Linked DNA regions of Homo sapiens: regions 1, 2, 3, 5 and 6 are each linked to region 4. The links are chromatin loops, found by intact Hi-C in ENCODE. Cell type or tissue: PC-9. All regions are shown on one strand. Region 1 has its middle 7.2 kb from the start of TAS2R40. Region 2 has its middle 8.8 kb from the start of MIR11400. Region 3 overlaps LOC107986855 (a long non-coding RNA gene). Region 4 holds the start of LOC105375539 (a long non-coding RNA gene). Region 5 has its middle 61 kb from the start of MIR11400. Region 6 has its middle 19 kb from the start of OR9A2.

What was found. A loop is a pair of places that touch in the nucleus more often than their neighbours do. Peaks named below come from ENCODE experiments on the same cell type or tissue, not always from the same donor. Only the 100,000 strongest peaks of a DNase experiment are listed, where the experiment ranks them.
Region 1: a loop joins it to region 4, with 15 times the contacts of the local background. A loop is called at or near these places in 6 of 110 quality-filtered maps.
Region 2: it touches region 4 in a loop (2.3-fold over the local background); 3 of 110 quality-filtered maps call a loop at or near these places.
Region 3: it touches region 4 in a loop (9-fold over the local background); 2 of 110 quality-filtered maps call a loop at or near these places.
Region 5: a loop joins it to region 4, with 6 times the contacts of the local background. A loop is called at or near these places in 2 of 110 quality-filtered maps.
Region 6: a loop joins it to region 4, with 7 times the contacts of the local background. A loop is called at or near these places in 4 of 110 quality-filtered maps.

Annotation. Positions count from the first base shown.
Region 1 is chr7:143,212,317-143,217,316 of GRCh38, reverse strand. No RefSeq gene overlaps it. Among named protein-coding and RNA genes, the nearest start is that of TAS2R40, 7.2 kb to the left of the region's middle. In PC-9, CTCF peaks have their summits at 1,853 and 2,059 (motif pointing right); a DNase peak (open chromatin) is centred at 2,066.
Region 2 is chr7:142,480,847-142,485,846 of GRCh38, reverse strand. It overlaps TRB and TRBV5-5. Among named protein-coding and RNA genes, the nearest start is that of MIR11400, 8.8 kb to the right of the region's middle. In PC-9, CTCF peaks have their summits at 2,063 and 2,266 (motif pointing right); a DNase peak (open chromatin) is centred at 2,316.
Region 3 is chr7:142,457,215-142,462,214 of GRCh38, reverse strand. LOC107986855 (a long non-coding RNA gene) reads left to right here. Exons shown (of 2, transcript XR_001745394.2): 2 at 223-1,122. It also overlaps TRB. Among named protein-coding and RNA genes, the nearest start is that of MIR11400, 15 kb to the left of the region's middle. In PC-9, a CTCF peak has its summit at 2,548 (motif pointing left); a DNase peak (open chromatin) is centred at 2,414; H3K27ac peaks cover 505 bases.
Region 4 is chr7:142,336,535-142,341,534 of GRCh38, reverse strand. It overlaps LOC105375539 (a long non-coding RNA gene), which reads left to right and starts at 4,816. Exons shown (of 2, transcript XR_928061.3): 1 at 4,816-5,000. It also overlaps TRB. In PC-9, a CTCF peak has its summit at 2,746 (motif pointing left); a DNase peak (open chromatin) is centred at 2,684.
Region 5 is chr7:142,532,847-142,537,846 of GRCh38, reverse strand. It overlaps TRB and TRBV13. Among named protein-coding and RNA genes, the nearest start is that of MIR11400, 61 kb to the right of the region's middle. In PC-9, CTCF peaks have their summits at 2,427 and 2,632 (motif pointing left); a DNase peak (open chromatin) is centred at 2,586.
Region 6 is chr7:143,005,146-143,010,145 of GRCh38, reverse strand. No RefSeq gene overlaps it. Among named protein-coding and RNA genes, the nearest start is that of OR9A2, 19 kb to the left of the region's middle. In PC-9, CTCF peaks have their summits at 1,848 and 2,054 (motif pointing left); a DNase peak (open chromatin) is centred at 2,015.

The sequences.
Region 1 (5,000 bases), 880 kb before region 4:
TTGTAGTCATATCTTTATTAAAAGTAGGAAAAGGAAGATAGACTGAGGGGGTCATATGTTCCTCCTGTGTTCCTCATAGAACCCTCCTGTGTGCATATTTGGCAAAAGATGTAATTTAAGAAAACAGTGTAGGTGCCATTATGAAACAAACCACTGGAAGAAGAAAGAAGAGGGCCATGGAAGAGACATGTGATCAAAACCTAAGGAGCTGAAGAGAGAATTGTAATGTCAACAAGGTTTGTCTTGGTTGTTTAAGAAATAAGAAGTCATAAATAAAAAATCTGCCTGGGACATCAAATTCTTCACAGATAGCAAGTTGTAAAAGAGAATCTACTGAATGTAGCGGAAATTGTGTGTCCTGAAAAGATACAAGCACGTGCAAATGTAAATGTAACTAGAAATACTGTTGCTCAATGCAATGGAAATGTGACTAAGAAATGAAAAGAAAAATCATGTGAAAAAATTTTTAAATGGTGGCATTTGCTATTGCAGTTGGTGAAGATACATATTTAGTAATATTTAGATGTAGTAATGAGCTCTATTAACCACCATGGGGGTTAAGAATTTTTATATGACTGAAAAATATTTTGGACAGTGTGCTCATGACAGACACAACCTTAGGAAATGATTAAGAAAATAATTTTTTTGTGTGTATAGAGGAAACTTTCAAACAATTTAATGCAGAAGACTTGTGTGCCTATAGGATGATATTCCTGGGATGAGCAGTGTTTATATCAGACTTGCAATAAAACTTAAACTCTAGGTGGCAAGTTATATAAAGACACAGGCTTTACATCTACTTGCTTGCATTATTTAGCAGGAATTGCTTTCTGCGAGAAGCTAAAAATTGAAGATGTCCCGAACACAGCGTTCATACTGTGAGCTGGATCTCCTTGTAGGGCTTCAGGCACAGAGTGTTGGATGCACTGTGTGATGAATTGGACACGTAGCATGGCAGTCTGCTCATGACACAGAGGGTGGGTGGCTTAGTCATGGCTGAAAGCAAAGCAGCATTGTTGAACAGTTAAGAGAAATGAACTTATTCACATCATTGGAGGGAAAAAAGCTTTGCTTATGTTAAGCAGCGAAGATTGTTATCATATAATTGACCTTTGGGGTAGACAAACACTTTGAATATTTCCCCGCAAAGGCATCCACAAAGCAGTTATAAAATGTAGAATAGAGTCTGCTGCCAAGGGTGTTAAAAAAAGAAAAAAAAATGTTTTAGGAAGGCATATCTGGCATCGTTACTAAGTCCTCTTTTCTGTGGTTGGAATTAGTTTCTAGAAATACAACTGATGGCCTGAAACCTGTGATAAAAATTGTGATACACTGAAAACTGATTCCTCAAAATGGCTTATTGATTTCAGACTTTGTGAAGATAACCTCCCATTGTTCAATGCACCTTGTCAATTCCTACTTATAGTGTGAAAAATGACTCATGGTGTGATATAGGATTGGACATTTTGTACAGTGACACTGGAATGCCAGGCTTCTACAAATATCTTCACAGTTGTGCAAAGACTCATATTTTAAAATATCTACGTTTTTGAACAGCTCTCTCCCAGTATTAAACTAATTAGGACTAATTATCACTTCTAGTTAATGGGTCCCAGTCAAGGCTGAATTCTGTTTTCATTATACAACTTAACACAGGTTTAACAAGGACATATTGGTACTGAAGAAAAAGTGAGCAAATTGTAAAATAAAATACTAGAAATGAAATATTTATATTTTATCTTTTTTTCAATTCTGAATTTAAGATACAATCTTCAATATCACATATATATTCATACACATACACATTATCTGGTATGGTTGCAGTCTTAGTTTAGAAAAATAAACACAGTGATTATTTTCCTGACAGTTGGTTTGTTTTGTCATACGGCTGCCATGTTCGCCCGTACACCTTGACGTCTCTGGCTTCTGCAGACCCTGGAGTTTTGAATGAGCTCTTCCAGGCCTAGGTCTTACTTAGGAATGGATTATGTGTTAGCAGTAAAGCTTATTAACAGTTTTCACCACAAGATGGAGCCTTATGAATGCCTCTCGGAAAAGGGAGCAATTCCTTAATTCGCCCACTAGTGGGCAGGCATGCTCTTTCTAAATAGGAAACTTCTGGGGAAACCTTTCAAAACCTATTTGAGACAATTGACTGAGAGTTTTACCTCCTCTCTTCTAAGGAGGTCTCTGATTCTTTGTACTTATGATCAGTTATTTCAGACAGTTTTCAAGAGAAAATTTATATTGTCTCTTAATCAAGCCTCTTTAAAAAAAAATATATTTTAGTGAAAGGGTCTTGCTATGTGGCCCAAGCTGGAGTGCAGTGGCTATTCACAGATGCATTCACGGTGCATCACTACAGCATCGAACTCTTGGCCTCAAGTGATCCTCTGGCCTCAGTTTCCTGAGGAGCTGAGATTATAGGCATGTGCCACTCTCCCCAACCACATATACTTTTAATTAACAGATTGGTCAGTATATTTTTGCAAGATAAATTGCAAATGAAAACTATAGTCCTTAAGTAGACTAACTTTAATTGATTACAGATGCTATTTCTAAAGAATCCAAAACATGCTGGGCGAAGTGGCTTACTCTTGGAACCCCAGAGTAATTTCAAGGCAGGAGAGGAGGCCAAGACAGGAGGATTCCTTGAGGCCAGGAGTTTGAGACCAGCTGGGCATCATAGTGAGACCTCATCTGTTAAAAAAAAACATTAGCCAGATATGATGGTGAATATCTATAGTCCCAGCTACTTGTGAGACTGAGGTGGGAGGATTGCTTGAGGTGGGAGGTTGAGGCTACAGTGAGCTGTGATCACGCCACTGCACTCCAGCCTGGGCAACAGAGGGAAACCCTGTCTCAAAAACAAAAACAAAAACAATCCAAAACATTAGAATGATATAATGCTACTGCTGCCAGTGACCTGCAAGATGGCTTAGCACAGGAGCTCCCCATATAGGGGTGAGTAAACGAAGTCCTTCAGAAGTGAGGGGAATTGACCAAAGCCATACACCTACTGAGGTATTATTGGACTATCAAGCAGAGGGTCTCAGAAAGTCCCTTCACACTTGCATTTGGATTTTCATTAAAATTCTCTGCTGGATTTTTTTTTCTGCCAATGAGGTAATTTCTTGCCTAATTAGGTTCTTCTCATCCAACCCAGGAAATGGCTATAAAATCTCATTTAGGCAATGTTCAACAATCTTTTTGCCCTAAATGAAGTAATTACCTGCGCTTGGGTATAGACACATACAGTGGCCATTAATTTTCAACAAAACTGGAGCCCTTTTTATTCATTCAACAAATATTTATTAAGTGCCCACGATGTCCCTGGGGATAAATAGTAGATAAGACAGGTTCCTGTCTTAAGAAGATGTACATTTGAATTTGTATGTGTGTTTGCAGGGGGTAGGAGGAAGGGGAGATATATGGTTTGGCTGTGTCCTCACCCAAATCTCATCTTGAATTCCCATGAGTTGTGGAAGGGACCTGGTGGGAGATAATCGAATCATGGGGGGAGGTCTTCCCTGTGCTGTTCTCCTGTTAGTGAATAAGTCTCACAAGATCTGATCATTTTATAAAGAGGAGTTCCCCTGCATGAGCGCTCTCTCTTTGCCTGCCACCATCCATGTAAGACGTGACTTGCTCCGCCTTGCCTTCCTCCATGATTGTGAGGCCTCCCCAGCCATGTGGAACTTTAAGTCCATTAAACCTCTTTTTCTTCCCAGTCTTGGGTATGTCTTTATCAGCAACATGAAAACAGACTAATACAGGGAGTAAGGGAGTTTGGGAAGGGTAGACAATAAACAAATAAATAATATAATTTCAGATGGTGATAAGTGTCATAAAGACAATAAGGTATTGATTTTCACAAGGGTGCCAAAACTATCTGGAGGAAGGAAAACTCTTAAAAAATGGTAGTGAAACAACTGAATATCCACATGCAAAAGAATGAAGTTAGACCTCCATCTTACACCATATACAAAAAGTAACTCAAAATGGATCAAAGATGTAAATATAAGAGAACATAAGTGTAAATCTTTGTGACCTTGGATTAGGCCATGGTTTCTCAGATATGAGACCTAAAGTACAAGCAATGAAAGAAAAGTAAATATAATAAATTGGGCTTCATAAAAATTCAAAAGTTTTGTGCTTCAAAGGGCCCTATCAAGAAACTGAAAGACAACCCACATTCTGGGAGAAAATATTTGCAAAATCATATATCTGATAAGGGCCTAGTATTCAGAATATATAAAGAACTCTTACAAGCAAACAGTAAAAGAAAACTCAATTAAAAAAATGGGCAAAGGGAATGCTGCTAAGAGATGCCAAGAAGAATCTGAACTGACAGGCCTGGCTGGGTTCTTCCTTTCAGTCTATGAGCATTTGATCTTACTCTTTTTGTCCAATCATGTTTCCATACTTTGCTGAACCATGTTAATGTTTATAAACATGGGCAGTTTCCCCTGGATCTCTGAGTCTTCATTCTGAAGACGGCTGTGTCACATGAGCTGTGATAAAATAACTTTGTTATGCTCTTCTATTTGAAAAATAATGGAAGCAATGGACACTGAGACTCCAAAAGCAGGGAGGGGGAAGGGAGGCAAGGGTTGAAAAACTATCTATTGTGTGTTCACTATTTGGGTGATGAGTTCACTAGAAGCCTAAACCCTAACATTATGCAATATACCTATGTACCAAACCTGCATATGGACCCCTCTGAATTTATAATTTAAAAAAGTGACTGTTCCCTTCTTCTGCCTCTGAATAAACTTCTACCATAATGTTCCCCTCCCCCGCAGAATGGGCAAAGGGCCAGGCATGGTGGCTGACGCCTGTAATTCCTAGTATTGTGGGAGGCTGAGGCGGGAAGATTGCTTGAGCCCAAGAGTGCGAGACCAGCCAACATAACAAAACCCCATCTCTACTAGAAATGAAAAAAAAAGAAAAATAGCCGGGTGCAGTGGCACATGCCTGTAGTCCCAGCTACTCAAGAG
Region 2 (5,000 bases), 140 kb before region 4:
CTTTTACCTTCAGTGCTGTAGGGTACACAGACTCTACTGCCCCCTGGCGTCTGATCCGAAGACAACGCCAGATGGTTCTAGACTTCACCTCCCTCAAACTCCAGTGACCCCTCTATCAGTTCTACACAGAGGCAAGCCAACTGTCCTCCATCTGGCTCCACCATTTATTAGCTCTGAGACCATGGGCAATGCCATTCATTAACCTTCCTGGACTCTAGCCACATCTAGACTCGTCTATAAAACAAGACGCACATTCCTCTCCATGCTTTATGAGGATGAACTGAGATACTGTGTAGGCTCTGGTAGGTTCGATAAACATCTATCCTTTTATCTCTCCCTGTCTCCTCATGCAGGAGAAACTGATAAAGCTCTCACACCTGCTAGGATTATGAGTGATGGAAAAGCTGCATTCATCAACTGGGTGCTGGGGTGAGGAGAACTTGGAAGCATAAAGAGGTCATTCAGTCACTTTAGAAAAGATTTGGCAGAATTTAGGACTCAGACAATAGAGCATGAATGTACCTGTCTACCCTCATTATGCAATATGAAGCAGCTAATAGGAGCAAGTTAGATCTATATCGACCAATCTGGAACAATAAGACCAGGGTATATTAACAGAAAAGAGTATGCATGTGGCCAGTAAAGTGTACAGGTGAACCCAATTTCTGTAGGTGTACTTGGGTAGAAAGGTGTGCATGAACACAGAAAAGAGGGGTGAAAAGAAGCACACCACAGTGTTTGTATTTGTTACAAATGGAAGATGGGATTGGACATACGTAGACCTGTGTTGTCAATGCTGTCTGCAAATATACAATTTCAAATGAACTTTCCTTCCTGAGAGCAATTGAGAAAGAGGACTTCTGAGGCCAGAGCTGCAGGAGGGGCCTGGAAGAGAGGCTGCATCTACTCACATCATGGTGATGTGCGTTCCTTTGTCCAGCTGAGACTGGCCTGGCAGAGAAGCTCAACACAAGGCAGAGTTTCATATGCACAGAGCTGCTCCGAGCTCTGAAGGCCCCAGCCTGGGCAGTGTTGGGGAGACTCCTATGGGACAATGTTTTCCACTGCCCAGATCACGATCTCGTAAAGACAAGGCCACCTATATCTTCCACTGAACTTTGTGTGCAGAGGAAGGTGGCTGTGGGGTAAAGCCTGGTGCAAGAGGGCACAGAGGTCTGGGAGAGACTGTCTGACACCAAGGCCACATATTTGGCTTTGAGAGGAAGTCAAAGACATTCAGGGATTTCTCTGTAGTGTGGGCTGGGACAGATCAGCTGTGCACCAGCTTCGGCTCCTATTAACATCTGCACCTGTATTCATGGATGGCAGTCTCAGGCATCTCCATGTCACTTCGCGTCCTGCCTTTGTTCTCTGGTATCTTGGGATCAGGTTGTTCCAGCATCTGTGAAGTCTATGATAGAAGGAAGTTGAGTGACCAAGGAGGGACCCCAATAATGCAGACCTGATGTAAAGGCTTAGGCTAGGATGTGGTGAGCCAAGGAAAAGTCTTTAAAGATCTCACCTGCCCCCAGGAGGCAAAAGGCCACACCACTGAGGAGTCTGGTGGCCAGAGCAGGGCCAGGGAAAAATGTGCAGATTGTTGGGAGTTTTTTCACTTTGTGTGTTGGGGACATAATTCCTGGATGTCAGTAGAGTCACTGGTGATGCCACTGCCCCTGCCAGCCAGTGACTCTGCCCTCTGCCTGCAATTCCGCCCTCTACCTGCTGCAACCTTCAACCTAGAGTCAAGTCATAAACCTTCACCCATGTGGTCTCTGCTCCTGGCTGTCCCTCTTCTAACAACAACAGCTTGATAAAGTTCGTGATCATTTACCCTCCAGCTACCTCTCCACCGTCAGCGCAGGGTGTCCATTTTGGGATCTTTTTGACAGGCTGTTGCTTCTTCACTGAACATATGTGCTTCCCTCCCATTCCTAGGTCTCTATGTTATTTCTGACGTGAGATATATTTCAGGTACATTTCTTCTTAATGGAGAAAAGCCAAACTTAAATTTTACTAGAATAAATTAAGAAAAATATGTTTAGACATTTATATGAGAAAGAAGTTTTTGTCTACACACAAACAAAATTGTTTTTCATTTTTGTGGCATTAAATTAAACTCTTGTACATCAAAAAACACCATAAAAATGAAAATGTAAGCTACAGACATGGGAAAGATAAAGGGAATGCATATAAATGATTTTTTAAAAAGTGTGAAATTTAACATTCCTCAAAATTGCTAATTAGGAGGCCATAGTAATAACCCCCTGAAGACATCTGAGCCTCTGCTGCGGCCCTGCTGGTCACTAGAGGGCAGTGTGAGGGCTCTGGTTTACTGAACAGGATACAGAAGGTGGTGATGAAACAGGGGGGTAGGTGGAAAATGGATGGACTAGTTTGTTTCCCACTTCTGATCCTTACAAGCCAGGAGACACCGGGGAAAATGACTCAATGTCCCTGAGCCTCCCATCTGTAAAGGAAGGATGAGAATGTTTGATTTGCAAGGTTGTGGAAAAGCTTTAAGATATGTAACATATACAAAAATCTAGCACACACCAAGCGCTCAGCAGTCACTCTTATACTGAAGTTACCCAGGAAGGGACAAGCTGCAAGAAGATGCAGCACAGAAGCAGGCACACTCAGGGCACAGGAAACCTGGGCTCTATTGGTTGGGAAAGGTCTGCCCTCAGTAGGACACAAGACATGCCTTCCAAGCAACTAAAAGCTTCCCTTGAAGGAGTGAAACCTGGGTGGGGCCTGCAGCTCTCAAGTCAAAGTTACGGCAGGAAGTTTATATACAGAATGTCAGTGATTCTGCCGGGCTGTGCCAAGCTGCTGGCACAGAGATACAGGGCCGAGTCCCCCAGCAACAAGGCGTTCACATTCAGCTCAGAGCTATAGTTAGGGAACTGGCGAGCTGAGAATCGATCAGGGAAGTTTCCTCTTCCTCTCTCTTCTTTCTCATAATACTGAAAGATAAACTGGGGCCCCTGACCCAGGACCTGTTGGTACCAGGACACACTCTTGTGCCCAGAGATAGGAGAGCATCTCAGAGTCACTTGCTGTCCTCTCGTTTTGATCAGGTGTGTGGGACTTTGGGTGACTCCAGCGTCCACTGGGCCTGTGGGAAAAGCAGATGGAGGATGAGCTCAGGAGACAGCCTGGAGGTCTTCTCCATGGTAAAGTGGAGGACACGGGTGGAAAAGCTGAGAATGGGGCTGCTGTCCTGTGCCCAGGACTCACCTGCTCCCAGGAGACAAAGCAGCACCCAGCAGAGGAGCCCAGGGCCCATGGCACAGTGGGGCAGGCAGCACTGCACCTGATTCAGGGCTTGGTCCTCCTGGGGAAGAACCCAGTGAGTTCTGAGCCTTGATTTTCCTGATGGGAGGGGTATCCTGTGATGTCACTGTCCTGTGTCCTCCCCATGCAGCCTTCCTTAAGTCTAGCGCACTACGGACCCTGGACTCAACCTGTCCTGCAGAGCTGGAGGAATGTGTGAAGGCAGAAGCTTCTGTGGTGATACAGTTGCTCCTCTACCTACACTGCCCCAGCTCACAGGCAGCCCCACCACCCTATCACCCTTCTCCCACCTAGTGCTGTGGTACTCCATCCTGGAGCTCACACACCTGCCCATCAGGGGAGGATGAGGAGCCTGTGATTAAACCTCAAGTTGCAGTTCTTCCTTGCTGTCCTCACATCATCTTTCTGATGCTAGATTCACACCATGTTTCTTATCATATTTTCCTGTCTCAGGCAACATTCCCAACCCATTTCCTGAGTGGCCAGCGGTGCAGAGTCCCCAAGATTTAGTCCATCTGATCAGAATCAAAGCAGACCTGTGTTGTCTGTAAATTATCAAGAGTTCAGATTCCCCAGAAATAATTCTAGGGCCTTCTCAGCTCATAGCACAGACCTAGCCAGCTTGGGACTCAGCACCCTCAAGGTCATCCTATACGTAGTGCTCTGGACAGTTTATGTTATTCCCTTCAGATCCACCCTGCCTTCAGAAGCTGACCCCAGTGTATTATGTTAACTGGCTCCTCTTTTCTCTAACTCCAGAGCGAGTTTGTCTTATTGGAGACAGGACAGCAGAGGTAGGTAGTGTCACCATCTGTGCTGGTTTGCAAAATCTATTCCCTTGGCTCCTTTCTTGCTGGGTTAAATTTCCTGGTGCCTGAAAGTAGTCCACAATAGCCTGAATGCTTAGCTGCTTAGATATTTCCTTCAGTAGATATCCTAGCTAATAGCTCATAATATTTTTATTCCAGAAAGTCCTAGAACAGGACACAATTTTTCCAAGGTTTTTGCTACCTACAACAAGGATAGCATTTACTTTGATTTCCGATATCTTGTTCCTCATTTCCCCCTGAGCCTTCACCAGAATTACCCTTAATGATCTATTTCAGCAATCTAGGCTTTTGCTTGTCTGCTTCTCCGAATTCTTCCAACCTCTATCCATTACCCATTTGCCATTAACCAAAGCTGTTTCTACATTTTCAGGTCCTTGTTGTAGCAACAGCGCCACTCTCAGCACCATGTTTTCTTTCAATTTCTTTCCTACTGCTGTAGAGAAATACCACAGACTGGGTAATTTATAAAGACAAGGGATTTATTTGGCTTATAGATCTGGAGACCGGGAAGTCCAAGATCAAAGGGCCATAACTGCTGAGGGCCTCCTGCTATTATCCAAGGCAGAAAGAAGGGGAAGCAAGCACCCAAGACAGAGAAAGTGGCTGAATTCATACTTTTTATCAGAAGACCATTCCCAAGACAACTTATTCACTCCCACAATAGGGCGTTGATCTGTTTCTGAGGGCAGATCCCTGATGACCTAGTGATAACTGTCCCACCTCCCAATACCATTACATTGACAAATTTCAACATGAGATTTTGTGGGGACACGCAAGCATAGCACACACATCTACACTGTGAGTCAGTATTTCCACTCTTAAGTCTATACCTAAAAGAAAATAAAAAAAAAAGAATCCATATATCCACAA
Region 3 (5,000 bases), 120 kb before region 4:
TCCGATAGCTTGTCCCTCATTTCCCCCTGACACTGCACCAGAATTGCCCTTAATGCTCTGTTTTCAGGAGTCTAGGCTTTTGCTAGTCTGCTCCTCCCAATTCTTTCAACCTCTATCCATTAGCCACTTCCCATTAACCAAAGCTGCTTCTACATTTTCAGGTATTATAACAACAGCCTCATGGTGCCATATTTTCTTTCAATTTCTTTCCTACTGCTATAGAGAAATACCACGGACTGGGCAATGTATAAAGACAAGAGGTTTATTTGGCTTATAGATGTGGAGACTGGGAAGTCCAGGATCAAAGGGCCACAGCTGGTGAGGTCCTCCTGCTGTTATCCAAGGCAGAAGGAAGGGGAAGCAAGCACTTAAGACAGAGAAAACAGCTGAATTCATCCTTTTTATTGGAAGACCATTCCCAGGAAAACTAAGTCACTCGCCCAATAAGGGCATTGATTTCTTTCTGAGGGCAGATCCCTTATGACCTAGTCATAGCTGTCCCACCTCCCAATACCATTCCACTGACAAATTTCAACATGAGCTTTTGTGGGGACACGCAAGCATAGCACACACATCTACACTATGAGTCAGTATTTCCACTCTTAAGTGTAGGTTTTAAAAGAAGAAAAAAGAATGCATATGTCCAAAAGAAAGATTTCCACAAGAATGTTCACAACAACTTTATTCATAATAGTTGAAGACAGGAATAACATGGATATCCATCAACAAGAGAATGCACAAAAAATTTGTGGTATATTTATGCAATGGAATATTAGTCATAAGAAAGAATGACCTACTGATACAACAATATGAATACACTTCAGAAATACTAATTTTGGAGAAAAATAACTAATAAAATATGATTCCATTTATATGAAGCTGAAGAATAGACAAAGCTAGTCAATGGTGATAAAAACAGAAAAGTTTTTATCTCTGGGATAGAAATTGATTGGAAAGGAGCATGAGGACACTTTCTTGAGTGATGGAAATTTTTTTTATAATCATTTCAGTTACTGTTGCACTGGTGTATGCAATTGTCAAAATGTACCAGGATGTTTTTGTATTAATACTTGTGTTTTACTCTCAATTATACCTTAATAAAAAGTGTTACTAAAAATTAAACAGCTAAACTGCATAAAAGATGGCAGTCATTTACAAATGTATGCTTGTATTCTGTACAGCCCAATTTAAAAATGCATCACACAAAAAGAAGAAAAGACAGGAACACACGTATCTGTGTAAGATATGGAGAATGTGAGAAGTGGTCAGTGACTGAAATAGGCAACATTGAAATTTGGCATCAAATTAAGCTCAACGGATGAGTGGGCTGAAAAACAAGTGAGGATCAATATCAAGGAATGCTTTAGAAAAACAAAAACTTTCTAAAAATATCTTCATATACTGTTGAAATCATTCTGAGAACCATGAGCTGCTATACATTTTATAACTTGGGAAATTGGGCATTCATCAGTCTCACAATTGAACGTTTCTTTTCTTTCTGGCTTTCAACAGATTGGCCAATTGGTGAATTGATTTTTTTGCCCAGCAAGCAGCTTTCTCCCTCTTTGTGAGTGGGGTCCTGGGAGACCCGGCAGTCCCCCTTTGGCAGCCTCACAGAGGGGAGTTGGGCACAGCACAGACACACGGGGTTCCCTGCACGTGGGGTTTGCACTCCCTGTGAAGCCTAGCTATGGACCTCCCAGTCCTGCAGTTAATGGATCCCAACTAAAGAAACCTTGCCTCTAGGTATTCGCTTTACCTGTTAGTGCTAAGGAGGGATACAGGCTGGAGAAAAATAAAATGTTTGCTCAATATTATTCTGTAATATTTTACAAGAAAATCAATTGAGGAGGTCATGGATTTTCATCCAAGCCAAAGTCAAGATAATAGCTGAATTCCTTCCTTAATCTACCCTGAGAGGACTCAAACACTGCTCGATGCCCACAAATACTTAGTAGAGACTTATTTATAGTCTCCTTTTGATAATTCTACTCGTTGATTATCTTCAGGTCTAACGGCACTGTTTGGTGCATCTACTAATATTTTCCTTCTGTAGTTTGTTTACTTAGGTGTTTTAGAAATTGTTGTCAATATTTTTGGCCCTCCAGAGAACACGTGCTTGGTATCCAATGGAATCTAAGCCAAGGTGATGTTATCAGTACGACTTATAAACTTGTAGAATCCCTGATCACTCAAGGAGGTTAAAGCTGTTGCCTGGAGAGACATGCAGGGAAGATGAAGTGCAGCAGAGATGGACTGGACTCAGGGCACAGCCGGCCCCTTTCTTTCGCCTTTTCCTCTGAGGCAGTTGCTCCTCTGTCTGCACCTGCTCTGACACCAAAGCTGCCCAGCCAACATTCTTCAACTGTAGATGTCATTAAAGATTAGAGGGACTTCCCGCCTCTTGCATAGCTGTAGGTAGCCTAGCAATAACTGAAAACTGCTGCAACATCTGCATAATATGGGATCCAAGCCCGAATTTTTCTTAACCCTTTCCCTCCTAGGCTGCTCTCCCAGACTGCCCAGAGTACTTTAGTTCCCAGTGGACCACAGTGCCATCTTGTGGCCAATAAGTGAAGTTTCATCATTGTTTCTTCTGCAATGGCCCAAGGACTGCTGAGAAATGTCTACAGAGCGAGCTGCCAGAATATTCCAGAAGTGCCATCCCGCAGGTTTTATGAGCAGCTTCCCTAAACCCTCATCCCAACACTACTTCTAACCCTGACTATTGCTTTGAGTTACCAATCTTAATATCCCACCCTCATTCTGAATAACTCTTATCACATAGCTCCAGTTATAGTCTAACTTTTTCTCCCTTAAAACTACCATCTAAAGAAAGAGGAACAGAAGGAGAGGAATGAAAGGAAACAATATTTGGTTTTAAATAGTAAGAAAACACAGACGTTGAGGTATAAAGAGATTATTTAATCTGAATGACTAAGGATAAACAAAAATGCCCTCCAAAAATGACAGTGTTACCCCAAAAGCATAGATAAGCAAAAGATGAAGTTAAAAATGTCTATTAATAAAAAGTAAAATTGAAATATATAAAGGAGACCTCTTACAAGGAAATAAGCAATGGTGGAGGGAGCAATACCTAATGCACAAAATAAGGATGAACATAAGTAAGACCAGCAAAGGTGCTGCTACAGGAAATGATCAGCTTGTACAATGCACATCCACTGATCTGAGCAGCAAAGAGGGAAGAGATGATTATGAAAGAGGCAGAGGAGCAGCGGGAGATGAGGACACGCTGGTGCAAAATACTATCATAAGGAAGAAAATCAGCCAGGGGACTGTGGAATGTATGACTTTTCTTTCTCCTGTCTCCTGTGACAGCTGAAGTGGACCATTTTCATTTCCAATGATTTGCTCCTGCACCCTGAGTTAGATGCCCCTGGGATTTGCTGCTCCGCAGGTTCCCATGGATGAACTCCCTCTCCCTCCTTGTTGAGTATGGTCTGAAGGAGAGGTCATCTCTCCCTCCCCTTCAATCCCACAGTACTGGGGATTGGCACAGACTTCTCAATTGGCATTGACCTCTCTCATGGCAGGCTCACATGCCCCCTAACTGTGCCTTTTCATTTCCACTAGACTGAAAGTTAGATGTGGGCAATGGAACTTAACACCTTTATCATAGGATGCATAAGTAACTGCTTTCAAAATTATTGCTGTTTCTTTCACTGCCTTGGGTTACAGCTGAACAGGAAAAAAAGGCACAATTTCTTAATGTGACTTAACCACAAAAACCTTACCAAGTGCAAAAACAATATAACTACCAAGGGATTGCTCTCCTAAGTGGTGAGATGGCAAAATAAAACAAAAAACAAAGAAAATATTATCAAATACTTTAATGGAGACCCAGAATCCCAGTCCCTCTTATACAAACATCATTGCATAGCCTCCCTCTAACCAAGAGACAGATAGAACCATTCCTGTGCCCTGCACCTGGCAGGAAAGCCCTGCTGGAGCCTGTGGGGAGCTGGCGAGGATGAGCCTTGGTGATTCTGCCCCAGAGCAGGGATTCTCAGGGAGCTCCGGACACCTTCCAGGGACTGAGATGGAGAGTGGCCATACTCCGTCTTGGAAAGGAGAATACTGAGGGCCTCTGACCCTCAGTATTCTGACCCTTCTGACCTCTCAGCCTAAAGTAAAAGCAGAGTCATTCCTGACTGGTGTGGAGGTGCTTAGTCTCCAAAGCAAAATTGTCCTTTTTACAGGGTCTCTCGTTGCCACAGAAGAATAGTTGCTACTTGGCCATCTCTGTTGCCAATGACTCCAGCATCTGAATATTCTATGCGAGGAAAGATAATTTGTAAATAATGAACTGGTTCAGTGATACCTTTAGTTACATTCAAAATAGTTGTCATGTTCCAGACTGGCATGCTTGCAGGAGACACAGAATTACAGAGCAAGAGAATCTGGAGGTTGAATAGAAATAGGAACAATCGAGGCCCCCTTAGGTGATGGCTTCTAAGAACAAAAGTAGAGGGGAGGTGAATTCTGAGCCCTTTTGGCCCCACAAGAAATGGCATAACAGGGACATCAGAAAATACCCCAGGGATGTGCTGATAAACTGGGTGTCTGTGAAGGTGGGGGCATGTCTGGTAGCATTTCCTAATTTCGGTTGTACCAGCATACCCACCATGGTAGATTTCAAGTGGCCAACATGGCTTCACTGCTTGGGAGCTGGGAAGAGTAATATGCCTATTTGGTTCTTCTGACTCATACAAGCTGGCTCCAGCACATCCCTAGACTCAAGAGCAAAGCTTTCAAAGTTCTTCAGTGCTTCCTACTCAACACACAAAAAATGAGGCCGCAGCAAGTATAGCACACCTCATTGTTTTCATGATAGGATCAGAGTGTGTGATCCTGGGTCTTGGAATGGACAAAGGGATGTTTGTGCAGAGAAAGGATTTCTGAGTCCTTTGAAGCTGCCAAGATCACAAAGCAAATAGCTATGCTGGTTGGTTGTGGAGCTGCTACATTTGACTTGAAGT
Region 4 (5,000 bases):
TCTTAAGGTTTTTTTCTGATAGCTGAATTTCTAATTAATTGAACTTTTTCAAATGAAAGATTTTTATTTGGCATATAGTGAATTGACAAATAAAAGTTGGCATTATTATTTTTTTCTGAATGTTCTCCATGGAGCAGAATTTATCTGTGAATGTGCCTGAATAAACTCAGTGCTTGCAGCTCTGCAAATGACTCTGCCACTCACATGACAGAGAGTTTCATAGAAATAGCCAAATGTTATATCCATTTAATCCTGCAGATCTGAAACATGGAATATTATTAAGGGTTAGAAAAGAAAAACAATCCTTCCATATGTGTCATAGATGAACCTGGAGGACATTGTTCTAAGTGAACAAGTCAAGCACAGAAACGCAAACACTGCATGTTTCTGTTTATATGAGGCAACCATGTCAAACTCATGGAAGCAAAGATGAGAATGTTTCTTTCCAAGAGCTGGGAGTTGGGGAAAATGCGGAGTTGCTGTCAACAGGTATAAAATTTCAGTTAAGCAGGATGAGGAAGTTTTAGAGATCTTCTGTACAACCTTGTGCCTGTAGACTATGATACTGTTTTGTACACTTAAAAATCTGTTCAGAGGATAGGTCTCATGTTAAATGTCCTTACCAAAAGTTTAAATAAAAAAGAAATACAAGCTGGCAAAGAAGAGAGAAGGAGAAACCAAAGAGAGAATGAGAAGAAGAAAGGAAATATATAAATTCAAAAACTAAGTACACTAAACATAAAACAATTGAAAATAAACATAAAACAATTGAAAAATGAAAATAAATGCAGACCTTAGTGTTATAAATAGCCAAAAAATATTTTTTATTTTAAAATATTCTTTCTTTCTTTATTTATTTTCTTTTTTTATTTTTTAAAATCTGCCATCATCTGCAGATACTTTTCTTTTTCATTTTCTATTTGACGACATAGGGTATCTTATACACAGTAGGTCCCCCAAAAAAGTTTATTGAATAAAAGAATAAAATAAATTAACTAGTGAATAACAATTACTAGTGTTCCTTTTTCTCAAGATATGTTGCATCCGTTACAGGAAGTCTACAGTTCAGAAAATTACCACCCCTTTTTTTTTCTTTTTCTTTTTCTTTCCTTCCTTCCTTCCTTCCTTCCTTCCTTCCTTCCTTCCTTCCTTCCTCTCTCTCTCTCTTTCTTTCTTTCCTTCTTTCGGGCGTCTAGCTCTGTTGTCCAGCCTGGATTGCAATGGCACAATCTCAGCTCACTGCAACCTCCACCTCCTGAGTTCAAACAATTCCCATTCCTCAGCCTCCTGAGTAGCTGGGATTACAGGCACCCACCAGTATGCCTGGCTGATTTATTTTATTTTTAGTAGAGACGTGGTTTCTCCATGTTGGCAGGCTGGTCTCGAACTCCTGGGCTCAAACAATTCACCTGCCTCAGCCTCCCAAAGTGCTGGGATTACAGCTGTGAAGCATCATGGCTGGCCAGAAAATTACACTTTTTTTTTTTGTCTCAATGAAGGATGAATGTATATGCTTGGCCTGGAAGTCACATGTTCCTTGGACTTCTCAGGGAAGAGACTATACTGATTACGTATGAGGCATGAACTTCACAACCTGTTGATGGGGACCTGTAAAGGGGAAAGCAGGTGAAAGGATAGAGCTACAAAGAAGGGGTTAAGGAGAGGTGTTGGCACAACAGGCTTGAGACTTTTATTTTATTTTATTTTATTTTATTTTATTTTATTTTATTTTGTTTTATTTTGAGACAGAGTCTCACTCTGTTGCTCAGGATGGAGTGCAATGGCATGATCTCGGCTCACTGCAACCTCTGCCTCCAGGGTTCAAGCGATTCTCCTGCATCGGCCACCTGAGTAGCTGGGATTACAGGTGTGCACCACCACACCTGGCCAAATTTTTATATTTTTAGTAGAGATAGGGTTTCACCGATTTTCCCAGGCTGGTCTCGAACTCCTGAGCTCAGGAGATTTGCCCACCTCGGCCTCCCAAAGTGCTAGGGTCACAGGTGTGAGCCACTGCACCCAGTCTTCAGCCAGTTATTAAGTATGAGACCCCGGACAGCTGATTTCCTTCAGATACATAAACAGGTAAAATAATACTTATCCTGCATAATTTATGTGAATATTAAAGCAGATCACATGTAGAAGCAGCAGAAAGTGCCTGGGAAAAGCCTATCAGCTCTCCAGGGCCTGAACCCTTCTGGCTGACAGCATGTCTCTCACGGTCACTTCCTGAGTGGGGGCAGGAATGTTTCTGGAGCTTCCTGCGGGAACTGGCCTTTGCGAGTTTCTCTCCCTGCAGGCCACCACTGCCCCTTGCACCCTTTGGCAGGTCCCAGGCTCAGCTGCTCCATGCATCTGTCCCGCACAGCCCTGAAACTAAAGGTTTGGTGGGTGGAGAGCAGGCCCCACATGCCCACATCACACCTTACTTTCCTCTACCTGCCCTGTCCCTGCCCTGACACTGATTCCCAGCCCTTGTGGCTGAAGCTCCTTCACCATCCACTGCCCAAGCAGACACAGGGACACTCTACTCTTTGGTGCAAACTGAGGCCTCCAGCACCTCTACTCTTCTCTGGTAGTGGGGAGTTTGTGTTTAACTCTGGATCCACTCTGAATCAAACCACTCCCCTGAAGCCAGCAGGCAGCCAAGCATAGGCTTCAGCTCCTCTCTTGGCCACCTTCCCACCCCTCTCCAGGGTTCCCTGCAGCATTGTGGAGCCACAGCGTCACCAAGTGGCCAACATTCCACAGTCTCATGGATTCACACCTGACCTGATGAGTTCAAGATTGTCCAAATCAGGAACAAAGATGCCCCACTCCCACCCTTGCAACCCTCATCCTCACACCCTCTATGCTTTCCCCAAAAGGCCAATTTAGGGTTGATCTTCAAATTCACCCTGGGCCAAGTGAGGCAAAAGGACACATGAACCAATCTTTTTATTACAAAATAAACCGTTGTTGCACTTAGAGAGCAGCCAAAATTACACAGACCCTTAATTAAACAGTGTGAGGATGTCAAGCCCACCTAGCCCAGAAACACTGCATTGTTCCCTGGCTCCCTTTGCTTAATCAGGCCCAATCTTTTCCTATTTTGTATTTAAATTAATATCAGTAAATTTTACATCATGTGTTTTATAAGAGAGGATTTCCTGATTTTCTTTTTTTTTTTTTTGAGACGGAGCTTCGCTCTATCACGCAGGCTGGAGTGCAGTGGTGCGATCTCGGCTCAGTGCAACCTCCACCTCCCAGGTTCAAGTGATTCTCCTGCCACAGCCTCCCGAGTAGCTGGGATTACAGGGGTGCACCACCACGCCTAGCTAAATTTTTGTATTTTTGGCAGAGATGGGGTTTCACCATGTTGGCCAGGCTGGTCTCAAACTCCTGACCTCGTGATCCACCTCCCTCAGCCTCCTAAAGTGCTGGGATTACAGGCATGAGCCACTGCACCCGGCCCCATTTTTTGAGTTTACAAATTTATTTCTGAATTTGTAAAATTTTAAAATAAACAACCCTATCAGCTATAACTTAGGCCGATTCAGTGGCTGTGACATTTCCCATCACTCCCTGGGGTTAGGAAAGTGCCTATGAACTCCACCAGTGATCCAGTGATGCTTAGTAAATGCCACCCACAGAAACTATTTGCATCTCCACAAGAAAACATACTCACACTCACAAGCACATGCACACAACGTGTTTTAATTGGCAAGGCTGATGAGGTTCAATTACTGAGCACAGCTACTTTTTCTTTCAGTGTTTTAAGTTGATTTCTGAGAAGGACCATTGTTGATGTTTCCAGTCTCACCAAATATCTAAAGATGTGGTCATGGAAAGTGTGGTTATGATGACAAATATTTTTCAGCAAGATTGTGAGACTGGATAAATGTCACTAAGATGTAATGATTTTCTTTTTTCTCAGAAGAACATTTGCAAATTCTGACTTTAAACACAGTTCGGGTACTTTAGAGAACAAGTCATCAATTATGACTGTGAAGACAGAATTGTTTAGGATATTGCAGAATTTGTGTAGAAAACTGAGCCTATCCCTAAAGACTCTCCAGTATGTTTCATGTAGTAGAAGTCTCTTGTAAAGAGGAGATAGTAATTCATGTATTCCAGGGGTCTATGTAAGTGGACTTGAATTGATTCATGTTATAAACATCAGGCAGTTCCAATTATATTCTTGGTTTGGCCTGTGGAGTGAAGAGAGTGATATCATAGAGTGCCAGAGAATGCTGGGATGAGAAGTGAAGAGGAAGACAGGTGGGAGGGAGCCCGTCCTTGGCAGATGAGCAGTGTCTGGCCCTGTCGTGGGAAAATAAATGTCCTTCTGGGCCATGGAAACAGTGAGTGCAAACGCAGAGGATGTGAAAGGCTGCTGAGTTTTACAAAATCTTCGGAAACCGTTTGGTCACAGAAGGTAATCAGATCTGGATGACGAGTGTTAGAAAGCATTCCTAGGAAAGCAGAATTTATCTTGGGGAGAAGCGCAGAGCATTTTCTCCTTCAAAACCAAGGGCAATCTGACATTCTCTGTATTTTGGGAAGTACCTGACTTCCCTGAGGAGTTAAGATCAGGGCCAGAGTCCAGAAAGAAGACATCAGGACCAACTTCAGGGTTCTTACAGGAGACAAGCGGCTGTTTGGTGTTTTTCCCAACTGAGACTGGCCTCAACGTGATGCCAGTTGCTATCAGTCCTTTCTTTATATTTTCTAGGTGTCGAAAACTTTTGGAGTGGGGAGAAGAACGTTCGTGGTGCACAGAACACGACTTTTCATCATTTTCTGCTCTATTACTATTTTCAGTCATCTTTGATCAGGTTCTCTTTTCTTGACTTTTCCCAAATCTCAGTTTCTTCTTCCTCAAGTATATAAAGCAAACTCCTGTGACTCTACCTTCTTCACTATGCCATTTTCAACAATCTTGACCCCAAAATAAAATTCCCTGCCCTGAATAAAGAAGACCCAAGCTATGAAATCACAAAAACTTCCTCTATCCCGGT
Region 5 (5,000 bases), 200 kb before region 4:
TCTGAGACCCTCCCACTTTTCAGCCTTCCAGTGGTTTATAACCACCAATTCCCTGTATTAACTCCTATTCTCCTTGGAATTCCTAGAGGATTCTGTTTCCTTGACTGAACCCTGTGATGTATTAGAAATGCCCCTTGTCACTATATGTCTATATTAGGACATATTGTGGCCCCATTCTATATGGAACTAAAACAGGACAAATATTCTCTGGCTGGAAGTTATATGTCCTGGAGGTTGGCAGGCCATAAGCCATAGTAACCACATTCCATAATATGTGACCTTCTTCTACTGCTTGGCTAGTCTTGAGATGGAAGAATAGTGCTCTGCTGTAGCTCATTGACCAAGGCCCAGGAAACACTATAGAATTTTAGAAATTTTATTTTGGAGGCATGGAGTCGTAGGTTTGGATCCTGCCTTTGATCCTTGGAAATATGAAATACTGGAGAAGTTCATGAGCCACAGCTTCCTATCTATAAAATGGTACACTGAAATCTTCTACATGTATAAAGTGGATATGCTAATGTCTATCTTTGCATTAAAACACATAAACTCAGGAGGATCATTTGAGGAGTTTGAGACTAATCTGGACAACATGACAAGGCCTCATCTCTACAAAAATAAAAATTAAAAAAAATTAGCCAGGCAAGGGGACACATCACCTTGTAGGAACTGAGGAACTGGGGACACACCTTGTAGTGATGTGTCCCTGTAGTCATAGCTACTCAGGCCGCTGAGGCAGGAGGATTGCTTGAACCCACGCGCTCAAGGTTGCAATGAGCCATGATCACAGCACCACTGCACTTCAGCCTGGGTGACAGAGTGAGACCCTGTCTCAAAAAAGAAAAAAAAAAAAAACCCGCAATGTGTACTGCTATGATTTGACTGTGTTCCTAAATAATTTATATATTGAAAACTTGGTTCCCAATGCAGCAGCGTTGAGAGGTAGGACCTTTGGAAGGTGACTGGATCTTAAGGACTCTGCCCTCATAAAGGTTAATCCATTCATGGATTAATGGGTTATAGAAGGAATTAGTTAGTTATGAGGTTGGGTCTGTTATAAAAGCCAGTTTGACCATCTTTCATGAGCCCCCTCATATGTAATGCCCTATGCCACCTGGGGACTCTGCAGAGTCCTCACCAGCAAGAAGGTCCTCACTAGATGTGGGTCCTTGACCTTGGACTTCCCAGCCTCCAGAGCTGTAAGAAACAAATTTCATTTCTTTATAAAATACCCAGTCTCAGGTATTCTGTATGGCAACAGGAAACACACTAAAACATATACCCCTATGTTGGCACAGAGTAGAAGCTCCCGCCACTTGCTAGGAATTAAAAAGTACTGGCTAAGATGTGAGAACTTCCAGTGGGTCTGGAGCCCACAAGTGCAGGAGCTCTCACTGAGCTCAGCAGGGCAGGGGAAAATGTTAGAAAAGAATAGAAGCATCTCTGGGGCTTGGCTAAAGTTGTGTGGCAGCCCCCACCTCCTTCTCCCTATTACATCCTCAAGTGAGATAGGAGGGTTTGGGTACAGAAAGCCAGTAATTCTCCAGGGCTGTGCCTAAGCTGCTGGCACAGAAGTACAGGGCTGAGTCCCCCAGCTCCAAGGAGCTCATGTTCAGTTCAGAATGATAGTCACTGAACTGTTGAGCTGAGAATCGATCAGGGATGCTTCCTTTATCGCTCTGCATCTTTTCATAAAACGAAATGAGGAACTGGGGGTCCTGACCTGGACCCTGCTGGTACCAGTAGACAGTGTCGTGTCTAGGGATAGGATAGCATTTCAGAGTGGCTGTTTCCCTCTTTTCTTTGATCAGATGTCTTGGGGACTGGATGACTCCAGCAGCCACTGAACCTGTGGAGGAAGGAGACAGAAGCTGAAGACTCAGCTCGGGAGAGTTTGACACTTCAGCAACAATTGAACACTGTGGATACAGGGATGTCCCACCTGTACTCAGGACTCACCTGCTCCCAGGAGACAAAGCATGACACGGCAGAGGAGCCTGGTGTTCCAGGCAGAGTCAGGCAGGTCAGGACTAAGCATCTCCCTGCTCAGGTTGCTGGTCTCCTGGGGTGAGAAAGCAGGGCTTTTGCTCCTCCTCACCGTTTTTGGAGGTTTTTACTGTGATGTCACTGTTCTGATGTCATCGTCCTGTAGGCTCCCATAGGCACCCTGTACTCCAGGACTAGCTCAGCTAACTCAGGCTTTCCCCCATCCTGTCCAGCTTCCTGCAGAGCAGGGGAAGCTAGCTGTGCTGAGCGAGAGGGGGCAGGCTTCCGGGCAGACAGCCATCCGCACAGCTTCTGAGATTTTCATCTGAGGCAGATGCTCCTTTATCTCCACCTGGCTTGGGTTATCCAGGCTGCCCTGCTGAAACCCTCATCACACTCCCCATCAAACCTAGGTTGCTAGAGAGGCCACACAAGGCTTCAGTTCATGGCTTCCTGTCATGACAAATACATGTTGCATATCAGTTGATCTGATAAGACTATGATTAACTCTTCCTGTGCCAGCAGTACCTCTGGTTCATCTGGTAATATCCCTGATACAGAGACGAAATCAAGACTGTCTCCCTTAACCCTCTCTCTCTCAGACAGCGCTATCAGTGACCCACTCAGTGGATCCACAGTGCCCCCAAGTGGCCAGTGTGTAGTCACTATGAGGAAGCTCTAAGGACCCTGACTAGGGAGACTGGGTGCTTCCTAAATTAGACCCTCAGGATCTCTCAGGACACAGCACAGCTCTTGCTGATTTCAGGTTTACCTGCCTCAAACTCAAATTTTGCACAGGTTGGTGAGGGAGACATAAAGCAAATGTCTTTTTAAACAAGAAAGAAAAATTTTTCATTTTAATTTAAATTTTAAATTTCATCAAATAATGGTGTAGGAAGGGAGATATCAGCCAGTCATTAAATGCCAGCTGCCATAGGAATGGGGTGAGACCTGGGCAAAGCATTCCCTTTAACCAAAGATAATTCCTGGAGGCAGCTGACAGTGACATGCTATCAGTGAAACAATCATCTAAGCTGGAGAAATAAACACATTAGTCTCATGAAAAGAAACTGCCTACTTATATATCTTTTTTTTTTAATTCTCTAGTCAACTTTTTGTTTTTAGTGAATTGCCTTCTTTATGATTGATGTGTAGGAATTCTTTATAATATGAATCCAGCCCTTTCTCAGATATACATTTATTTTTTCGTAATGTATTTTGAAGAACTTTTTGGGATTTGCATAAAGAACAATTTGCTTTTTTTATGGTTAGAACATTCTTTTGTCCTTAAGAAATCTTTGCCTACCCCATGATCATGAAGAGAGCTTGCTATGTTTTCTTCCAGAAGCTTTCAGTTTCTAGTTTTTCGATTATCTGGGATTTTTTTGTGTCTCTTACTAAATTTTGTTTATGGGAAGGGTCAGCAGTTTTCCTGTAAAGGGTGAAATAATAAATTTTTTAGTTTTGTGCATCATGCAGTATTTGTCTCGACTACTCAATTCTGTCATTGTAGTGCAAAAGCAACCATTGACAATATATACACGAATGACTGTGGCCATGATCCAATAGAACTTCATTTATGTTTACTGAAATTTGAATATCTTAGATTTTTATATGTAACAAAATACTTTTTACTTTTTTTCAATCATTTAAAAGTGTAAAATTTTTGTTAGTTTCTGGGCTGTATGAAAACAGACAAAGGCCAAATTTGGCCCGGAGGCCATAGTTTGCCCACATCTGGTTATGGAGTGAGATAAGGCTAGAGATTCATTATTTTTCCATATTATCCCATTTTTCTAGAACCATTTGCTGAAAAGGCTATTTTATCCTCTTTTTGCTGTTTTTAGTATTTGATCTGGGAATTACATATGCATCTTTGACTTATCAGTTTGCTTGCAAAAATATTCTATTTAACCATAGGATGTCATAAATGTCCTTTTTTAGGTGAAGAAAATTTCTTGTTACTCTTGAGTTTGATAACAGTTTTCTTCAAGAAAGGATATGGAATTTTATCAAATGCTTAAGTTATCTATAGATATGATCATATACTTTTCATATTTTTCATACAGATAAGGTAAATGACATAGTCTGTTTTTTGAATGTCAGACCAACAATGCATTACTGAGATAAACCCTACTTGACCATGTTGTACTATCCCTCTTACATATTGTCAGATTCTCTAGGCTGTAATGGTAAAAGGATCATTGAATCTGTGTTCCTGAGAGATATTAGTCAGCAGCTTTCTTGGAATCTCTTAGTCTCGTTTTGGTATCAGAGTAGTTCTGGCCTCAGAATGAATAGAAAATTATCCCCTGTTCTTCAGTTTCCCCTCAGTCCTGCTTTGGCAGCATCATACCAACTTTGATATATTTTTATATTTGTTCAGTTTAAAATAATTTCTTTTCTGTTGAACATTCTCAAACATTTTATGCATATATAGCAATTTCCTTGAAATAAATTCATTAAATAAAAAACACTCTGGGTCAAGGAGTGTTAGCAGTATTAACTCTTTTGATGTATGCTGCTAAATTACTCATCAAAAACGGTTTTACAATTTACTCTCCCCCCAAAAAAGAAAGATTTGGGCCAGGCGTGGTGGCTTATGCCTGTAACCCCAGCACTTTGGGAGGCCGAGGCAGGTGGATCACCTGAGGTCAGGAGTTCGAGACCAGGCTGCCCAACATGATGAAACCCCGTCACTGCTAAAAATATAAAAACTAGCTGAGCATGGTGGTGGGCACCTGTAATCCTAGCTATTTGGGAGGCTGAGGCAGGAGAATTGCTTGAACCCAGGAGACGGAGGTTGCAGTGAGCCAACACCATGCCACTGCACCCCAGCCTCAGTGACAGATTGAGACTCCGTCTTAAAAAAAAAATAAAAAAGAAAGGTCTTACTTATCTTCATTCTCACCAGTATTTGGTCAAAAAGAAAAAAAAAATGACCAAAATATACTATTAAAATAATTGTAAATTATCTTTTATCTTTTGATTTATTTTTTGCTTTATGAGTTATT
Region 6 (5,000 bases), 670 kb before region 4:
TTTGCAGAAAGCTCGAGACCCAGGCCATGTTAAGAGAGAAGAGGCCCAGATCAAAAATGTTGCAGCAGTGATTTTTGGGCCTTTCTAGAAAGAAAGGTGGTATTATGGTGAGTAATGCTTCTAGAATGTTGTGTGTGATGGGGGGAGCGAGAGTATAAGCTGTATGCGTAGACCATGCGGCGTTACGAGTTGAAATATACAAGTAAACACTTCTAAAGTCAGCGTGCAAAATTAAGGTGTTAGAAGAAGTTTCAGATGAAAAAAATAATTAGAAAGAATGACTTGTCTAATGATGTAAATGGGCCAGTGTCTTATTTATATGGATTATATTTATATTTTTTTCCCTTGAGCTAAAATAAATGTATGATGTGTTGATATAAATTTGAGTGGGAAATTGGAGAGATGGGGAAGATGGAGAGACATGTGAGTAGATATCAAGGTAACTGAAGACCATTCAATGTGTGGAGGGACAGAGACAGATGGAAGGAGACTTGGGGACTGAGTAAGGAAGAAAGGACTATACATTAGAAAGGATGATTCAGCTTAGAGCAGAACTGGAGACGACTTGAGGCCGTGAAAGGAAGATTCACAAAGTCAGGGCTGGGGAACAAGGAACAGAGGCAGGGGCTGGTGGAGCTAGGGAGAGTTCATGCATGCAAATTCCGGGGGACACTAGCTCAGCTGGCTGACACTAGGGCAGAAAAGCTGGGGTCCAGTAGGCAAGGATGGGAGAGACTCTAAATACCACAGAAACAGCAAAGCTGCTTAGGAGTGAAACTTAGCTTTTAGCAATAATGACTACCATTACTGACAACATACTTCCAGCCGTCATGATGAAGACATTGCATACATTATTGCTTTTTTTAAAAAATTGTATTAAATTTAGGAGATAATTTTGTTAAATGCATAGATTGCATAGTAGTTAGGGCTTTTAGGGTATCCATCTCTCAAGTAATGTTTATTGTACCTATTAAGTAATTTCCCATCATCCATCCTTCTTTTCCTCCCCACTCTTCTGAGTTTTCATTGTCTATTATTCCACACTCTGTGAGCACATCATTTAACTCCCAATTATAAATGAGAACATGCAGTATTTGTCTTTCTGTGTCTTGGTTGTTTCACTTAAGATAATGACCTCCAGTTTCATCCATCACACACATTATTTATAATACAATAGCCTTGCTAAGAAAAGGTTATTATCTCCACTTTACAGGTGAAGAGCGTGAGGGCCACAGAGGTTAAGAAACATCTTGAAAGTGACAGAAATTGTATTTCAACTTGGTTCTAGCTGATGCCAAAGAGCTACCCTGAGGTTTCCCAGCCACTATTGTGAGGTGCTCACAAACCACTGCCAATGCGCTGACTAAATAATACTGGCTACATTCAAGCGTATGCAGCTGATGCTCTTACAAAGAAAATGCCCACCCATTGAAGAGTATTGCTGATTTTGCAATTTTTGTATTGCATGAATTTTCTCAACGAAGGGATAAAAAGGATCCATTTAATAACTTTTAGCGTCAAGTGGGGGATTCTCACAATTTGTTAGGGGAATTCTGCCGCTGAAGGAGTTTGGTAGCCACCGTGTGCTGCCTTTCCCAAGCCAGCCATGTTCTGCAGCCTGTGTAATCTCCAGGCCAATAGCATGCACAAAGTACTCAGTTCAAGGACCTCGACCGTGTGCAAAAGGCATTGTGCACTGCCTGCAGATGTGTGACTATGAGGCGCTCAGAGGAACACACTGCAGAACGAATGAGGTGAAGGAGAGACTAATGGGCTGAGCCTGGGGTATTAAACTGGATCTATATGAGAGGAAGCCACCGTCTTCCGTGGATGCTGCTAATTACAGCGACGAGATTATATGAAATGATTTTTGCTTGAGATAGTTTCTGCTATCATTGTATTTTTCTCATTTTCCAAGTTAATTAATTTTTATTAACAGTTTGTTGTTACCGCCTACCTTCCAAAGAATCAGGACCCAGAGAGGCCACGATGCCAAGTGTCAGAGGCGTGTGCGGTCTCAGAGGTGTGGATTCAGCTCCACCTGGTGGCAGCTCTACGTAGTGCAGCGGAGGTACCGGGGCGCTCAGGCCTCCGACTGCAAAGCCTGTTCCCCGGAGGATGAAGGGAGAAAGGGGGCAGAGCCTGTGCTTATTGCCAGAGTGAGGGGGAGAGTAAAAAACACAAAAGATCGAAAATATCGGGGACAATTTTTTGAAAACTTGAAACAAAAATAAGAGACATTCTGAAGCAAATCAAATTTTAAAAAATGGTTTGAGGGAGACCCACGAACCAAGACACTCACTGAGAATAATAGCAGAATGATTTCCATGAATAGGGAAACACAATTTAACTATTTTTTTTTTTTGAGACGAAGTTTCGCTCTCGTTGCTCAGGCTGGAGTGCAGTGGCGCGATCTTGGCTCACTGCAACCTCCGCCTCCCGGGTTTAAGCTATTCTCCTGCCTCCGACTTCTGAGTAGCTGGGATTACAGGCAACTGCCAATAGGCCCTGTTAATTTTTTTTATTTTAGTAGAGATGGGGTTTCGCCATGTTGGCCAGGCTGGTCTCGAACTCCTGACCTCAGGTCATCCACCCGCCTCGGCCTCCCAAAGTGCTGGGATTACTGGCGTGAGCCACCGCTCCTGGCCAATTTAACTAATTTTTAAAAGTTTGATAGAACTATGATCTTAAGAAGAAAGGTTAATTGAAAGGGATTCAATGCTGTGTTGATTCCCTCCAGAAGAGCCTGGGGCAGAGGTTGGTGAAATGGTTAAAACTGTAAACCCATGTTGCTATGTCTGGGAAAATCCTGTTCTCAGGTACGCATTTAACTGGGATGTTACCAACACATTTACTGTCTCCTTGGGGATTACAGAAGGCACACATTATACTGTTTTTACTGAATATATTGAATGCTACCAATAATATAACCAGTCCATGGAGCACATGCCATGAAGTAGGTCTGTCAGAGAGATATTACCTGCCTTGTCCTCACCAAACCATGTAAATTAAATACTCTGTCCCACGTTAAGGATAAGGAAAACAGGGATTCAGAGATGTCAGGTAACTTGCCCGAGTTCTCCTAACTACACAAACGCCAAGAGGAGATTCAAATTCAGGTCCCTAATTCCAGATCCTGTTCTTTCAATTCTATCATGGTGCTTTTCTTTGAACCACATGCATTTGAAATTTGATTTTAAAGTTGGTTTTAAATTGATTTGTCAAATTATTAATAAATTCATATGGCATAAAGTTCAAAAAGTACACAAGTATAGGACCACGTGAAAACAAATAACATGAAAAGCAATCTCTTTCCCAGCCATCCAATCTCACTTCCCCGTGGCAGCTGTGTTTTCAGAGCCTTGTATATCTTTCCAGGGTATGTGACCATGTGTAGGATTAAGAAATGTCAGCATCAAAATGATTGAGTCTCCAACATTATATAAAATTTTATTTGTATAACTAAGGCAAAAAGTCACAATAAGAGGTTAATTGACTTGAACATCAAAATTAAAACAACTTAGCTTGCTCCAACAGAAATTTAAATTCAGTCAAAAGCTAAGCACAGAGGAGTTTCAAAATAAAATGAGTTAATTCACCATTCAGTCTTTTGAATAGTTTTGAGTTGCTACTAATGGAAGGCTTCAAAACGATTGGTTAAATTTTCTCCAAAACTTTATGCACATTTCCAAAACCCTGTTAGAAAGCTCCGAATTATCCAGCCTGTCTTCCTTTCCTTTATTTTATCAAAACTGTTGTTCTGATATCCAGTTCTATTTCTTGGTTATTAGATTGACCATTAGCCAACCAAGTGAATGTTGGCTAGAGATACTCATCAAGACTCTGGGCCAAAATGTCAGTTTGGATTTTATTTCTGGTTACATTATGGGCAAACTAGATGGTCATTTCTCTAACAAACATCTTGAAGTCTTAAAAATGCTCCCAAACTCTTTCCCCCACACGTTGTTTTGTCAGTATGAGTCCAGTTTTCACATGCAAAGTGAATCAGATCTATCACACGCAGTTTTAAGTACATTTTTGCAAGAGGTCCCATTTTTAGCCAAGTCACAGCTGAGCTTTACTTTCAGCTAATTAGTACTTGTTCTTAAATTGGGCAGTTCCAACCCAAGCTAGGAGATGAGATGCAATTTACTTCCTCTCTACTCTCCTAAAATTAACTGAGCTGTAAAATGTGAGTGTTCCCTTGTTTTTCCCTGGGTTTGGTTCCATCATAAGGAATTCAACAGAACTCAGAATATTTCAACAAGTCTTGCTGTTCTAATTTGAACAGTAATAGAGTACTTCCTTTCAAAACCTCAGCTCTTTGGTTGCCAAGCAACCATTAATTTATTGTAACTAACTAGTTTTAAAATTATATGTGATGTTGAAATGCAACAATATGCTTTTCATGCTCCTGAACGTACACAGCATTGGCCAGATCCGAAAGAATATGGCAGTCTTGAAGTATCAAAAACGATCACGAGCAATGCTTTTTGAGATCAAGAGAAGAAGAAATCTGTCTGTTCCCTGTATGAGCTCCTTAAGAGTGGCCTTAGGGAATACAGGAATCTGTAAGGGTTATAAGGGTTACACAATTTGACGTCCACAAAATTAGAGAAGCCCCAGGCACTGGAAGATCCTTGTCCCTAAAGAGGAGTGACATGAACTAGGAATAAGATATAGGGTTCCCTTAAAGGGCCCTGACAATACTTCAATTCACTTCATTGGCAGAACCTTTTCATTCATCCTGTATTATGTAAGGACGTTTTAAGGTGTGTGTAGTCGATTTATTAAATGTGCTAAATTCAATGGGATAGAAATAGGACAAAACCTTATTTTTCCCTCTCTCTTTGCCTCCAACAGGCTCCATCAGATCTCCCTGTCCTTCCCCTGTCACATTTAGGGCAGATCCTGTAATTTTCCTTGCTTTGCTTAAAAATGCCTTCATAGTGTTCATGAAGACCCATTATCAGGTGTTAAACTGTGCTTTTCAATCTATA